2 separate regions of the Homo sapiens genome follow, and region 1 is linked to region 2. Evidence: read pairs that join two places in POLR2A ChIA-PET (ENCODE). Cell type or tissue: B cell. All regions are shown on one strand. Each heading gives the region's core, and the rest is flanking DNA. Links, peaks and the distances in the headings are about the cores only.

Region 1 (8,315 bases), core at 316-8,315, 110 kb before region 2:
ACCCCCAGCCCTTTCATCCTCTTATCCCTCCGTCCATGCCCCCGTCTAATCCATCTCCCATCCCTTCCCCATGCATCTATTCATGCATCTGTCCATCCATCTATCCATCCTCTACCTTTCCATTCATCTGTCCATTTATCCATCCATTCATCTACCTATCTATCCATCTGTCCACCATCCATCCATCCATCCATTTATCTACCCATCTATCCATCCATCCATCCTCTACCTATCCATCCATCTGTCCATTTATCCATTCATCCATTCATCTACCTATCTATCTATCTGTCCATCATCCATCCATCCATTTATCCATCCATCCATCCGTCCATCCATTCGTCTACATATCTATCCATCCATCCATCCATCCATCCACCTATCCATCCATCTGTCCATCCATTCATCTACCTATTCATCTATCTGTCCATCTTTCCATATCTATCTCTCCATTTTTCATCTGTTTATCTCCTTATCTGTCCAGATGCCTATTTATCCATTCCTCCATCTCTAAGCAATCATTCCTATAGCAATTTATCCATGCATTTATCTGTCCATTCGTGCATCTATTCATTCTTCTCTACATTCACCCATGAATCTATCTATGTATTCATCTACTCATATAGATCTCTCTATGTGTTCACACTTCTATACTTCCATTCACACATTCATGTCTCTTCGTCTGCATATACTTCTACCCATACTTGCATTGATCTATCCATCTATCTGTTCAGTCATTTCCTCATCTATATCCATCTACTCATCCATTCACCCATCCCTGTGTCCATCTGCACCCATCCTTCTCTATCCATTTATCTGTCTACCCACGCATGCATCCATCCACGGTAGGTGTTTTCTGAACATTACATTCCTCAACTGGACACTCAGGCTCCCTAAGATCTGACCACAGCTCACCTCCCCAGCCACAACTCAACAGTCCTTCATTCACACTCCACCAAAATACTTGTGATCAGTGAAGCTGCTAGGGTCCCTCTTGAATACACTGATCTTTTTGCCAGGAGGGCTTTTTTGTTGTTGTTTGTTTGTTTGTTTGTTTGAGACAGAGTCTCACTCTGTTGCCCAGGCTGGAGTGTGGTGGCAGGATCTTGGCTCACTGCAAACTGCGCCTCCCAGATTCAAGTGATTCTCCTGCCTCAGCTTCCCAAGTAGCTGGGATTACAGGCGCCCACCACCATGCCCGGCTAATTTTTGTATTTTCAGTTGAGACGGGGTTTCACCATGTTGACCAGGCTAGTCTTGAACTCCTGACCTCAAGTGATCCACCCGCCTCGGCCTCCCAAAGTGCTGGGATTACAGGCGTGAGCCACTGTGCCTGGCCACCAGGAGGGCTTTTATCCTGTTCTTTTTTTTTTTTTTTTTGAGACAAAGTCTCGCTCTTGTACTCCAGGCTGGAGTGCAATGGCACGATCTCAGCTCACTGCAACCTCTGCCTCCTGGATTCAAGCGATTCTCCTGCCTCAGCCTCCCGAATAGCTGGGATTACAGGCGCCTACCACCACGTCCAGCTAGTTTTTGTATTTTCAGTAGAGATGGGGTTTCACTATGTTGGCCAGGCTGGTCTGGAACTCCTGAACTCAGGTGATCCACCCGCCTTGGCCTCCCAAAGTGCTGGGATTATAGGTGTGAGCCACTGCATCTGGCCTATCCTGTTTTTTACTTGGGCTAAGTTCTGTTAGCCCAAGGGACATTCTTCATGACTCGACAGTGGGACTCCTTCTTCTAGCACCCTTCCCTGGTTCCTCAAACTGAACTTCCTCTTTTCTGGGTTTTCACAGCACGTCAGGCTCACCTGTTCTTCACACTGTCCCCTAACTGCTGGTTAGAGTTGTCTTCCCAGTTGACTCTGAACTTTGAAAGAAGAACCCTATTTTCTTAATCACTGCATTTCTTGCATAACACAGCTAGTGCTCAGTGAAAGGTTATTTATTTATTTATTTATTTATTTATTTTAAGACAGGGTCTTGCTCTGTCGCCCAGGCTGGAGTGCAGTGGCGTAATCTCGGCTCACTGCAACCTCCGCCTCCCGGGTTCAAGTGATTCTTGTGGCTCAGCCTCCCGAGTAGCTGGGACTATAGGGGTGCACCACCATGCCTGGCTAATTTTTTGTATTTTTAGTAGAGACAGGGTTTCACCATGTTGGCCAGGCTGGTCTCGAACTCCTGGCCTCAAGTGATCCACCCGCCTTAGCCTCCCAAAGTGCTGGGATTACAGTCGTGAGCCACCGCGCCCAGCCTCAAAGACTTTCTTTTTAAAGAATCAATAGTAATCATAATAGTTATAATTTACTGTACACTTATGTGCAGTCATTGTACTAAGTAGCTTTACACATATTCTTACATTTAATTCTCAGAATGACTCTATGGATTGCATTATTATAACCTCATGTTACAGATGAGGAAACTGAGGCTCAGAGAAGTAATATAACTAGCTCAAGATTGCCTGCCTACTAAGAGGCAGAGCTGGGGCACAGCCCCAGGCCTGAAATCACAGCAGAATGCAGTCTTGTGCATGACGCCATGTGAGGCACTACGGGATACAGGGAAAGGGTAAAATGTTGACTCTGCACACCAGGAACTTGCATTCTGAGCAGAAAGACAAGATAAGCATGTGCCAGAGACCGTGAGTGTCCAGAACACAAAGGCTGGGAGGTTTTCTCTCAGGAGCAGTTGGCCTTCAAGGCCAGGGAGCGTGGATAGTTGGAGAGAAGGCTTTGTTATCACCAGATCTGGAAATCTCAGGTCTCCCTGTATCCAGGTAGCGCCCACCACAGATGACAGCCTTGCTCTTGAAAGCCTGGCATCCCCCATTCATCCTACGAGGATGCATTGTACATCTGCTGTGTGCTAAGATCTGGTCTCTGCCTCGAAGAGCTCAAAACCAGCAAGAAAACCAGAGAAAACAATAGCATAATCCATGTGTGCTGGGGGAAGCACAGGGGGCTGCTATAGAGGGGGCGCCTGTGCCAAGTTGCAGGGAGGGATTAGGGAAGACTTCCTGGAGGAGGTTATAAATAATTAGAGCCCCCCAAAATGGGAAGAGCCACCAGGTGAGAGGGAAGGGCAGGTATTTACCCAAATGAGTTGAAAACCTATGTCCACACAAATCTGTACATAGATGCTTATAGCAGCTTTATTCATAATTGTCCAAACTTGGAAACAACCAAGGTGTCCTTTCAGTAAGTGATGGATAAATAAACGGGGGCACATCCAGACAATGGGATATTGCTCAGTGCTAAAAAGAGATGAGCTAGGCCAGGCGCTGTGGCTCATGCCTGTAATCCCAGCACTATGGTAGGCCGAGGTGGGCAGATCACTTGATGTCAGGAGTTTGAGACCAGCCTGATCAACATGGTGAAACCCTGTCTCTATTAAAAATACAAAAAAAATTAGCTGGGTGTGGTGGCGCACACCTGTAATCCCAGCACTTGGGAGGCTGAGACACAGAATCGCTTGAACCCGGGAGGCGGAGGTTGTAGTGAGCTGAGATGGTACTGCTGCACTCCAGCCTGGGCAACAGAGCAAGACTCTGTCTCAAAAAGAAAAAAAAAAAAGAGAGAGAGAGAGATGAGCTATCTAGTCATGAAAAGACATGGTGAAGAGGGGACACACATGCATATTACTAAGTGAAAAGCCAATCTGAAAACACTGCATACCCTATGATTTCATCTATATGACATTCTGGAAAAGGCAAAACTATGGAGACAGTAAAAAGATCAGTGGGTGCAAGGGGTTGGGGGGAGGGAGGGATGAATAGGCAGAGAAGAGAAGATTTTTAGGGCAGTGAAACTATTCTGTATGAGGCCAGGTACAGTGGCACATGCCTGTAATCCTAGTATTTTGGGAGGCTGAGGCAGGAGGATCACTTGAGGTCAGGAGTTCGAGACCAGCCTGGGCAACATGGTGAAACCCCGTCTCTACTAAAAATACAAAAAAAATTAGCCAGGCTTGGTGGCGCATGCCTGTAGTCCCAGCTACCTGGAGAGCTGAGGTGGGAGGATCGCTTGAGCCCGGGAGGTCAAGGCTGCAGTGAGCCGAGATTGTGCCACTGTACTCCAGCCTGGGTGACAAAGTGAGACCCTGTCTCAAAAATAAATAAATAAATAAAAATAAACGATTCTGTATGATACAACAGCAGAGGATGCATGTCATTATACATTTGTCTGAACCCATAGAATGTACATCGCCAACAATGAACCCTGATGTAAACTGTGGTCTCCAGGTGATAACGATGTGTCGGTGTCGGTTTCTCACTTACAACAAATGCACCACTCTGTGTGGGATGTGGTTGGTGTGGGAGGCTATGCGTATGCGGGGACAGGGGTTGCAGAAAAAAATCTCCGTACTTTCTAATCCGTTTTGCCATAAACCTAAAATTGCCCTTAAAAAAAGAGAGAGAGAGGCCCGGCGCGGTGGCTCACGCCTGTAATCCCAGCACTTTGGGAAGCCGAGGTGGGCGGATCACGAGGTCAGGAGATCGAGACCATCCTGGCTAACATGGTGAAACCCCATCTCTATAAAAATACAAAAAATTAGCTGGACGTCGTGGCGGGCTCCTGGTCCCAGCTACTTGGGAGGCTGAGGCAGGAGAATGGCGTGAACCCGGGAGGCAGAGCTTGCAGTGAGCCAAGATCACGCCACTGCACTCCAGCCTAGGTGACAGAGCGAGACTCTGTCTCAAAAAAAAAAAAAAGAAAAGAGAGAGAGAGAAGGGGCTGGGCACGGTGGCCACACCTGTAATCCCAGCACTTTGGGAGGCCAAGGCAGGAGGATTGCTAGAGCCCAGGAGTTTGACCTTACAGTGAGCTATAATCATGCCACTGCACTTCAGCGTGGGCGACAGAGGGAGACTCTGTCTCTACATTAAAAAAAAAAAAAAAAAAGGAAGAAGAAGAAGGGAGGGGGTACAGGTTGCTTTCAGAAAAGCTGAGAGGAGACCAGCCTGGCCAACATGGTGAAACCCCATCTCTACTAAAAGTACAAAAATTAGCCAAGCGTGGTAGTGCACACCTGTAATCCCAGCTACTAGGGAGGCTGAGGCAGGAGAATCGCTTGAACCCAGGAGGTGGAGGCTTCAGTGAGCTGAGATCGCATCACCGCACTCCAGCCTGGGTGACAGAGCAAGACTCCATCTCAAAAAAAAAAAAAAAAAAAAAATGCTGAGAGGTGAGAGAGAGAGTGCGCCAGCTGCACTTGAGGGGCTGAAAAGATCTGTGTAGTTGGAGCACAGAGGTTGGGAGTTAGCCTGAGAGATATGGCTGGAGATGTCAGCTGGCGCCAGATCAGGGAGGGCCATGAGGCTGTGTCAGGATATTGGAGATTTTTCCAGTGGAGAGCTGTGGGAGGTTTACGCAGCGGTCAGATCCGCAGATTAGAACACTCTCGCTGGCTGCTGTGTCCATGGATTGGAGAGGGCGGAATGGATGGGGGACCAGCACAGAGTTGGGGCAGTGGCAACAGGGTGGGGTCTGAAGGCAGCAACCTGGGGAGGCCTCTGGCTGCTGCTTGCTCCCCAGCTGCTCCTCTACCCTTCTAGAGTTTGTCCGGATGATGTCCCGCTGAGGCCGCGAGGGCCCCTCCAGGACTGCCAAGCTCCCAAAGGCGGGGCTAAGAGGAGCTAGAGCTTGCCTCACCCGCTGTAGCCGCCGAGAGCCCAGGATGTACTGGCGGATGGGGCCTGCCTGCACCCCGGGGAGGCGCCCACCCCGGACCCCCACCCCTCCGCACTGTGAAAGACTAACTCCTGCAACTGGAAAGCGGGGGCGCCCGCCGACGAGGAGGCCACCGTGCCAAGCCGGCAGAGGTCATGCCAGGCGCCAAGGGCCATGTGCCCAGCTGCTGCTGGCTGGGTGGGCCAGGGAGCCCGCCAGCAGACCCCACACAGCATGTCCGCCCCAGGGCAAAGCCTCCCACCTTCGCTCTGCGCCCGTCCCAGCTCGCCTCAGCCCTGTTATCTCAGAACCAATAAAAATATTTCCAAGAGCAAGACAGCCGTGATGGTCTTTCCTCCTTGGGCCTGGTTAGATGACCCTCACATTTCCTGAGTACCAACTGCATGCCCAGAACCTGCTGATCATTTTTGCATTCAGCATTTTTTGTTTGTTTATTTATTTATTTCGAGAAGAAGTCAAATGAGGGTTCTTTTGACCTTCCTGTGTTTTCTGTTTTGAGACAGGGTCTAGCTCCGTCACCCAGGCTGGAGTGCAGTGGCGTGATCTCAGCTCACTGTAACCTCTGCTTCCCAGGTTCAAGCGATTCTCCTGCCTCAGCCTCCCGAGTAGCTGGGATTACAGGCGCCCGCCACCACGCCTGGCTAATTTTTGTATTTTTAGTAGAGATGGGGTTTCACATGTTGGGCAGGCTGGTCTCAAACTCCTGATCTCAAGGGATCTGCCTGCCTTGGCCTCCCAAAGGGCTGGGATTCCAGGCGTGAGTCTCCATGCCTGGCCAACATGCATTTATTGAGTACCTATTATGTACTCAGTGACTTCCATTCTCATCCGTGGGCCAGAACCTGGGACTGCTAAGGGAGACTGAAGAATGTAGTTAGTTATTTAGCTGGGTACTCAGCTTCCCCAAACAAAATCAGGTTCTATAAGAAGAGAAGCATCCAGCAGAGTCTGTATCACTTCTGACTTTCTGGAACTTTTATACTGGTTGGAGAGACAGGCATGAGAGAAACACATCATATAGGATTACAAATTGTGATACTGCTATTGAGGAAAAATATAGGGACCTTCGGCAGGATATACTAAGGAGGCCTGGCCTCCTGTAGGGAGGTCAGAAAAGGCTTGCCCAGTGAAGTGATGTCAAGGGTTTTGCTCTGGAGGAAGTCCCAGTGTGTGCGGACAGACAGATATAGACACAGCTGCCACTGGCTGCGCGCCGTGGCTCATGCCTGTAATCCCAGCACTCTGGGGAGGCTGAGGCGGGAGGATCACCTGAGTTCAGGAGTTCAAGACTAACCTGACCAACGTGGCCTGTCTCTACAAAAATAGAAAAATTAGCCGGGCGTGGTGGCATGCACCTAGAGTCCCAGCTTCAGGAGAATCGCTTGAACCCAGGAGGTGGAGGCTGCAGTGGGCCGAGATCATGCCACTGGGTGACGGAGCGAGACTCCGTCTAAAAAAAGAAAGAAATAGCTGCCATCCTCTCTGCTGAGTGGGAGGAAGATGTGTAGCCAATAGGCCCAGGGTTTGCTTGCTGTGTGACTTAGGGCCAGTCGCGTCCCCTTTCTGAAGCTCAGTTTCTTCCTGTGTAATGTGGGGATGATAAAGGATGGGGTCAGTGCATAGCAAGTGCCCTCAGGGCATTGCACCACACGGCACACCCCAGGGACTGCTATTCAGACTGCAGTGGAATCATGCAATTGAAAAGACCCATTGTAATTCGTTTCTATAAGTGAAGTCTTAAAGCAGCCCAAAGGAGAAATCTGTGGGTAGAAGTTGTCGAGTCTTAGACAGGCTTGGAGCGTACTTGGGCAGGTGTGTGGGGTGGCCGGTGTACCTCAAGCCATTGGTTCCCAAATCTTAGCATACAGCAGAATTGCCTGGAGCATTTGTGAAGCCCAGATCTGGGCCACCCCCGCAGTGATTCTGATCCCATGTCTGGGGCGCAGTCCATGAATTTGCATCTCTTACAAGTTCCCAGAGGATGCTGATGCTGCCAGTCCATGGACAACAACCTGAATAGCACTGCTGTAAACCCCAGACACAAGGGAGGCTGGTGTGCCTCCAGGCAGCCAGGGGAGGCTGCGGGGTTGATGGCTGGGGGTGGGAGGTGGGCAGAGCATCCGCTGCCCGCTGTGCTGCCGCAGAGGGAGGATCCTTATTCTCAGACCTGGCAGGGAATGTGCAGGATCGTGGGCCCCAGCCAGAGGCCCGGGTAATCCTCACGTTCCCGAGGTCAGTGGGGCTGGGAGCTCCAAATTCACTCTAATAATCCAATTCTGAGACTAAGCCCTTGGCTCTGTGCCCTGCTAGGCAAGCCTGCAGCCCTGCCTGCCTCTGTACTAGCTTGGCTCCGCCCAGAGACTCCAGAGTTTCACTGTTTCAGAAACACAGTGGCCTTGGAGGGCAACCTGCGGGAAGAGGGCTTCTGTAGACATCTCTATCGGCTGGCAGGGTGAGCCCCCAGGAACACCACTCAGGATAGACTTAGGGATAAACTAGGACTTCTTTGTCCCCAGTGTGTGGCTGCCTAAAATCAAAGAAGTGGCAAGCCTGGCCAACATGGTGAAACCCCGTCTGTACTAAAAATACAAAAATTAGCCAGGCGTAGTGGGGCATGACTGTAATCTCA
Region 2 (8,335 bases), core at 116-8,115:
GGATTACAGGTGTGAGCCACCGTGCCCGGTTGAGTGTAGCATTTTAAAACAAAATATCAATTGTTAGATTTCTGGCCCTAAACATGTTCTAATCATAGGTTAGTAGCAATTGCTATAAAACGAGGGGACTGAATCAGACATCTGTCAAGATTCTGTTAGTCCCTGAACTAGGCAGGGGATAGACTGTAAACCAGGTTCTATGATCCTTGATCACTAGGGGTGTGTACTCAATATTCATCAGCTTTTAGCTAACATACCATCACCCATAGGTCCAACTCTTTCAAGTCTTCCCAAATTTGAAAGGTTAATTTGCCAGATGAAACTGAGAGTAGATAAAACAGCCCTAGACTTCAGTTCGGGAAAATCCCGAAGTCCATTCTTAATGTTAATACTTCTTAGTGTAGCCCTGAAAATAATTTATTATCCTGTTTTCACTCTAAATTAACTTCAAAGAACAGACTTCAGTTAAGAAACACTAATTAAAAAAAAAACCCAGCCACCAAATATCACTGCTTACAAGATGATTTCAGATTCTGCAGAGAAGTCTGAAAGATAATATTCACAGCAGAGAGCAAGACACTACAGTGTATTACACAACATGGCTAGAAAGCCAGACTACTGTGACAGCAGAAAACAAGTCAAACACTAGTCTGAGAAACAAACGAAAAGCTCAAAGGCTCTCTTTGAGGAAAAATTCCATCCTTGGTCACAAGGGCGTTTCAACCAGTGCAAACTGGCAGGAAGAAGAGATCTGTGGATAAGTAATACTGGGAAACTGCAATAATGACAGAAAAATGTGGTAAAATTCTAATTAGGGTTTCGGGGAGCCTCACTGAACATTCAGCAAAACTTTTCAACTATGAAGTGAATTTTCCAATGGAAATGTACTTCTGATAGCGGCCACTGGGGAAAAAAGTTTGTTCTTTATGGCCAATTTTCTGTCAACTGTACAGTCTAGAGGAAGGGACTCGCATTGTAAAACAGACCCTTTAGTATGTCTTACAGAGAGGTGCTCACCCCATTCCTCCTTTAGTGAGTCTGATAAACCCATTCCAGACCTGTCTGCAGAAGTACAACGAATAAAATTCTCCCGACTTGCTCTAAAGTGTATGTTTCCAATGGCTGTGAAAAGAATGTCACCTTCCACCATGCTGAACTTTTTTTTTTTGGTAACATACTATTAGTAAACAGGCATTTTTTCTGTTCTCTGCAATGCTAAGATAGGACAGAGCTAAGGGTAGAAAGACCACACTGCTTATTGTTTTGAGAAACAGCTCATCTTTTTTGGGTCAGCGGCTTACTAAGCACTTTTAAACCCTCAGCAAAACATGTAAATAGTATCATGTGTGTCTGGACATGTGAATAAAGAGGTTCAAGAAAGGAGAGCCATCAAAAAGTTAGCAGTGGGATTACTGAGAAACTCAGACCACATGGGGGACTGAGACTTCAAGGTAGTTAAAATATCATTTGTCATAATATGGGCTTTGCATCTGCTAGCAGTGAAACTAATCATCCTGCTTAGGTGATTACTGCTTTACATTACTTTAAACCAGTAGCACCTGGTGCTTTCATTGTCTCATTCCACATTTGTTTAGGTGGATTTAAGTGTATCATTATGGGGGTGGCCTCTCAATCTGTCATTTAAAGACACCATCATAAAACAGTCTCTCTTAGGAATATGTGGTTCACAGTCATCCAAACAGCCAACTTACATGCACTGAAAAAATCTGGTTTAGATTCTAACCAACTAACTGGAATTTCTAAATAGTTTCTGTTCAGAAGTAACAGCAGGAGAAACATCTGCCTGTTTCCTCATCAGGAAGCCACTGGACTAGGTAAGATTTAAGGGATATACTCATAAAAGAAGCTATGAGATTGATTTGGACTAAAATTTATTCTCTGTGCCCCAATAATTATCATGATCAAGATTCCTTAATATTGTATAACACATATTTTTAAAAGATTAGGTTTTACTAAAGTTTTTCAGAATTCCCTATATGCTCTGTTTATACATGCATCACTTCTTCCCTACTTTAAGTTAACAAATTATTGTTTGCAGAATTCAACAAATGCTACTCTCCGGAAAAGTCTAATGCACATAGCTGTCACTTTATCACTCTTAATAATAACTAGTCCTTATAGAATCAGCACTTACCCACCCTTTTACCATACCACCCTTTTACCATAAGCTGGGCAAGCAACTTGCTGTATTACTTTGAATGCAATGTCATCAACTTCCGGAAGCACTGAAGTATCGTAACACAAATCACAAGCTACTGAAAGCACTAATTAATACTTGATTTGGGAAATCAGGTCTGGTAGCCATTGCACTTCAGACTGCTTATATGCATAGTGGGTTCTCTAGTACTGAAGCAAACAATCACAGCACATGTTTTTATAAGGGAATACAAGATGCTAAACAAATGACCAAACCTGTCAGAATCAGCAAAGGTGAATTACTACACAGACGGGCACGGGTGATTTTGACTTTGCCTTTCCTGTCTGCGTCATCAAAGGTCTGTATAGTCTAGAGGGTAACTTGGTCTGCAAACTCAAGGAACTGTTTTAATAGCTTGGTATATGGTAGACACTCAAAAAAAGCATTGAATAACTACTATGAAAACAGATTTACATATTTGTAAAAAATAAAAACATATTTAACATTTTATTTCCAAAATGACTGAAAAGCAATTTTTTTTTTTTTTTTTTTTTTTGAGATGGAGTCTTACTCTGTTGCCCAGGCTGGAGTGCAGTGGTGTGATCTCGGCTCACTGCAACCTCCACCTCCTGGGTTGAAGCGATTCTCCTGTCTCACCATTCTGAGTAGCTGGGATTACAGGCGCACACCACCACACCTGGCTAATTTTTGAACTTTTAGTAGAGACGGGGTTTCACCATGTTGGCCAGGCTGGTCTCGAACTCCTGACCTCAGGTGATGCGCCTGCCTCAGCCTCCCAAAGTGCTGGGATTACAAGCATGAGCCACCGCGCCCGGCCTGAACAGTAAAATTGACAGTTTCTCTTTAGATGTAGCAGTTCTATGAAAGTTCCCACATGCATTTACAGAGTCACCACCATGCTCAGCATAGAGAATGGTCACATCACCCCCAAAACCCCTGTTTTTTCTTTATAGTCACCCTACTCCTCCACACAAACCCTGCCAACCACTGAGCTGTTCTCCATCACTATAATCTTGTCTTTTTAACAAATGTATTTTAAAATTGTAAGTATAACTTATATTTGTATGCTTTACAATTTGCAATCCACTTGCTAGTTTATTTCCACAGAATACTCAGTTTCTTATGACATTTTACTAACTAACTTGACACACAGACATTCAAATCATTGTACTGGTCAAAGTCACTTACGAAGAAAAAAAATTCCTAGATGCAGAAGGACAAGTTTTTTGTTTTCCTTAAAGTTTAAAATTTCTTTCTTATTAAGATGATTCTGATTCTGGATCCAGAAAAAAAATACAATCATTTTTGTCAAATTCTATCCAAATTGACCAGAACATCCTTGGTTTTGAGTTAATTCATATATTTGATGCAAATGTCTTCTAAAAAAAAATCCAAACAATTACTTAAGCCCAGGAGCTTGAGGTCACAGTGAGTTAGGATCATGTTACCATATTGCAGCCTGGACAACAGAGCAAGAACCTTTCTCTAAAACAAATTAAAAATAAAAACCCCAAACAATGGACCAAATACTATGCAGCAAACTTAAGATCAGTCATACAAAGTATATATAGCCTATAAGATCAGTACTTAGAAACTGTTTGACTAACTTAGCTACTCCAAACTTGAGGCAGTGACAGTAAGCATCACTCTGGGTGGCTCTGGGCTCAGACAATGATGAACATCAACCCCAACACCTCTGAGCCAGCCCCAGAGCTGCAGGGAAACACTGCCTGGTGGAGTGCAGAGGAGCCTCCCAGACCTGGCACTGGTTCCAAAGAACTCTGTCTCCAAAGTCTGGAGTAGCTTTGTGGTTATTTGGAGTAGGTAACAGGAATAGATGCAATCCATACCTGTACCCCAGATTTTCAAATTCTTCCCTTAAAAATTCTTTGGAATTACAAGTAGTATAAAATTGACTGTCTTTATATTTTAACCTTCTTCTCTTTGGAACCACCAAAAGAAAGGAAAAGGTGATAGTTCACAACCCCTTTTAAAGAATTTTACTTTGTGGGGCAGAGCAGTTAGATAAAAATTTTTTGAGATTACAAAAGTGAACTGTGGAAATGTAAGGACTGCATATAAAGGAAGTGAAGGCCAGCTGCGGTGGGCTCACGCCTGTAATCCCAGCACCTTGGGAGGCTGAGGCGGGTGGATCACCTGAGGTCAGGAGTTCAAGACCAGCCTGGCCAACGTGGCGAAACCTTGTCTCTACTAAAAATACAAAAAAAAAAAAAAAAAAAAAAAAAAAATTAGCAAGGTGTGGTGGTGGGCACCTGTAATCCCAGTTACTCAGGAGGCTGAGGCAGGAGAATCACTTGAACCTAGGAGGCGGAGGTTGCAGTGAGCTGAGATCGTGCCACTGCACTCCAGCCTGGGCAACAGAGTGAGACTCCATCTCAAAAAAAAAAAAAGAAGTGGAAACAGAATGATACGGTTTAAAAGAAAAGTTTAAAAACATCTCAAGGGGCTGGGCCTCGTGGCTCAGTACATGCTTGTAATCCCAGTGCTTTGTAGAGATGCAGTCTCACTATGTTGCCCAGGCTGGTCTTGAACTCCTCGCCTCAAGCAATCCTCCCATCCTGGCCTCTCAAAGTGCTGGGAGCCAATGCACTGGCCCCATCCCAGCACTTTGGGAGGACTGCTTGAGGCCAGGAGTTCAAGACCAGCCTGGGTAACATAGTGAGACCCATCTCTATAAAATAATAATAAAAAAAATTGTCTGGGTATGGTGGCTTGTGTCTGTGTACTTGAGAGGCAGAGGTGGGAGGACTGCTTGAGTTCAAGAGTTGGGTAAGCACTGATCATGCCACTGCACTCCAGCCTGAGCAACAGAGTAAGGCCCTGTCTCCAAACAAAACAAAAAAAGCTGGGGGAGGCCAGGCACAGTGGCTCATGCCTGTGCACTTTGGGAGGCCGAGGCGGGAGGATCGCCTGGGTCCAGGAGTTCAAGACCAGCCTGGGCAACATGAAGACACCCTGTCTCTATTTAAAAAAAAAAAAAAAAAAAGCTGGGCGTGGTGGCTCACGCCTGTAATCCCAGAACTTTGGGAGGCTGAGGCGGGTGGATCACCTGAGGTCAGGGGTTCGAGACTAGCCTGACCAACATGGTGAAACCCCGTCTCTACTAAAAAATACAAAAATTAAAAAAAAAAACAAAACAAAAATTAGCTGGGCATGGTGGCGTGTGCCCACAATCCCAGCTACTTGGGAGGCTGAGGCAGAATAGTTGGAATCCGGGAGACGAAGGCTGCAGCGAGCCAAGATCACACCATTGCACTCCAGCCTGGGCAACAAAAGCGAAACTCCCTCCCCCAAAAAAAGGTTTTAAGGGAAAAACCAGGAAAATTATGGGTGATTTTCAGAAACAGCCTCCAAGATGCTTTGGTGGTAAGTATGAATTCTATATAAGGGGTCTGTGGCTGGGATGAGCTAGTTCTCTGAACCTTTGTTTACTCTTTTGAAAATGGAAACAAACAGCAGTACCTACTTCAAAGAGTTGTTCTGAGGATTAAAAGAGATGATCCATGTAAAGCACCTAGCAGACTGCCTAATCAATAAAAAGCACTCCATTCATCCTAGGTATTATTGTCATTATTACTTCATCCTTATCATCAATGAAGAGAAATTCTCATATGCTACAGGTTGGAGTATAAACTACTATAGCCTATCTGAAAGGCAATATAATAATAGGTATAGATTTTTTTAATGCAAGAATTCTGTTCTAGGAATTTCATGTCTAGGTATTCATCCTTAATACTCTGGAGTTATTAAAAAGGATATGATATACTTTTATGTAATGATATAGACATGTATTTATATCATTAAAGTGTATGATGTATATCACGTACATAATGCAGGTTATATATAACATGTTATATTACATATACTACATATATAATATAGAGCATAATATGATGCATTATATTACAGTCTAATCCCATCTCCTTATTGTTACGTTTTTTTTTTTTTTTTTTTTTTTTTTTTTTTTTTTTGAGACGGAGTCTTGCTCTGTTGCCCAGGCCGGAGTGCAGTGGCTCGATCTTGGCTCACTGCAAGCTCCGCCTCCCGGGTTCACACCTCCGGAGTTCTCCTGCCTCAGCCTCCCGAGTAGCTGGGACTACAGGTGCCTACCACCACTCCCAGCTAATTTTTTGTATTTTTAGTAGAGACGGGGTCTCACCATTTTAGCCATTTTAGCCAGGATGGTCTTGATCTCCTGACCTTGTGATCCGCCTGCCTCAGCCTCCCATTACAGGCATGAACCACAATGCCCAGCCCTTATTGTTACTTTTTAAAGAGACAGGGTCTCACTCTGTTGCTGAGGCTGGAGTGCAGTAGCATGATCATAGCTCTCTGTAATCTTGAACTCCTGGGCTCAAGGGATCCTCCCGCCTCAGCCTCCCAAGTAGCTGGGACTGCAGGTGTACCATGCCCAGATGATTTTTATTTTTGTAGAAATGGGATCTTGCTATGTTGTCCAGACTGGTCTTGAACTCTTGGTCTCAAGTGATCCTCCTGCCTCAGCCTCCCAATGTGCTGGGATTACAGGCATGAGCCATTGTGCGAAGCTTCCATTTATATAAAAAAGCATAGTCTGCACAAAAACTTGTACATTAATATTCAAAGAAGCATCATTCATAATAGCCTAAAAAGTGGAAACAACCGGTAAACGAATAAATAAAATTAGTGTATCCATACAATGGAACAGTATTCAGCCATAAAAAGGAAGTGCTGATACAGGTTACAACACAGATGAACCTTGAAAACATGCTAAGTGAAACAAGTCAGACACAAAAGGCCACATAATGTATGATTCCATTTATGGAAAATGTCCAGAATGGAGAAATCCATAGAAACAGAAAGTAGAGACTAGTGGATACCTGGGGCTGGGGAGGTGGGTAAGGGGAATGACCGCTCATTTGTTTTGGCGGGGGTGGGTGTGAAAATGCTCTAAAAGTTTATTGTAGTGATGGTTGTACAGCTCTGTGAATATCCTAAAGTATCTATAAAACTCTATAAAGTAAAATTACAATTTGTCACAAATTAGTCACTCACCATCCATGAGAAGCCAATGGCCAGTGAGAACCCAGATGAGGACGAGCATGACAGACAGAGAGAATGACAGCAACTCAGCAGCAGTGAAACGTCCACAGCAACCAAAGGAAATCCTGGAAAACACACAACACTTATTGGACAGTGGGCACACTTTATTCAGTAACCAAATTCTCCTTTGGTATTTCGTGATGGCTGGATTAGAATAGCAGATAATACCAAGATAGCTGGAAATCCAAAATACCCAATCCTTTTTTGGAGAAACCTATGGAAAGCTCACAGGAATATACTTCTGCACCAACTGATAATGTCTTTTTGGGACCAATTATCAACATGGGCATTTAGAAGTTTGAAGTGATAATATTAACCTCTGGAAAAGCTAATAAGTATGGAGGAAATTCTATTCTTATGAGGAAAACAAAATGAAGAAATGCCAACAATTCAACTCATTTACCAAAGATGGTATCACTCTATTTAGAAGATTGTAAATCTTTTGGTTATCACTAATTCCTGCGAGCATCAGCTGCCACCAATGACTGGTTTCCTAAGTGCGTTCAGCATCTCCATTAGCACAGAATTTTGTTTCCGTGCAGCAATGACTTTCAGAGTTAAGGTGTGAACACTAGGATTAAACGCAAGTAGGTAGCATATCTAGGCCACCGAAGACCAAAGGCAAAGAAGAACGTTTGAGTTCAACCACTATTCTCATATTTCATCAACTCACAGTAAAGGAATGAAAGCACCGTTTCAAAAGAAAACTGCTCATCTTTCAATGATCTAAGTAGGAAGCACATTACAATGACTCAGACTTCCTAAGTTTTGTTTGTATTTCCTCTGACATGAGAAGGTACAAAAGGAAGTACTAGCTTCTGGCTTTAAAGATCAAATGTGTCACTTCCTGGTCTTTTGGCATTTCTGTGCTCCAGCCAATAACAGAAATTGAGAATCCTAATAATGCTATCAAATATGACAGAAAAATATATACAAGTTTATAATTTAAGAGGAAAGTCCCAAGTCCTTACTTGTTCTGAGGTGAGCAGGGTCTTGTTAAATACTGGCACATCGGGAGGAGAAGAAAAGCAAAAGCTATCGTTGCAAGAACTA

Evidence for each region. Peaks named below come from ENCODE experiments on the same cell type or tissue, not always from the same donor. Only the 100,000 strongest peaks of a DNase experiment are listed, where the experiment ranks them.
Region 1: POLR2A ChIA-PET joins it to region 2 with 10 read pairs; 5 of 35 experiments call an interaction of 5 or more read pairs at or near these places.

Annotation. Positions count from the first base shown.
Region 1 is chr12:120,661,325-120,669,639 of GRCh38, forward strand. It overlaps CABP1 (calcium binding protein 1), which reads left to right. Exons shown (of 6, transcript NM_001033677.2): 6 at 5,551-6,000. The coding sequence ends at 5,576. Among named protein-coding and RNA genes, the nearest start is that of MLEC, 22 kb to the right of the region's middle. RefSeq lists enhancers at 5,385-5,906, 5,907-6,427. In B cell, for the core only: a CTCF peak has its summit at 362; DNase peaks (open chromatin) are centred at 1,777, 4,927, 5,169 and 5,391; H3K4me3 peaks cover 585 bases; H3K27ac peaks cover 122 bases.
Region 2 is chr12:120,775,421-120,783,755 of GRCh38, forward strand. It overlaps SPPL3 (signal peptide peptidase like 3), which reads right to left. Exons shown (of 11, transcript NM_139015.5): 5 at 8,254-8,332; 6 at 7,235-7,347. Among named protein-coding and RNA genes, the nearest start is that of ACADS, 54 kb to the left of the region's middle. RefSeq lists an enhancer at 7,622-8,335. In B cell, for the core only: no CTCF peak of the experiment used is centred there; no DNase peak of the experiment used is centred there.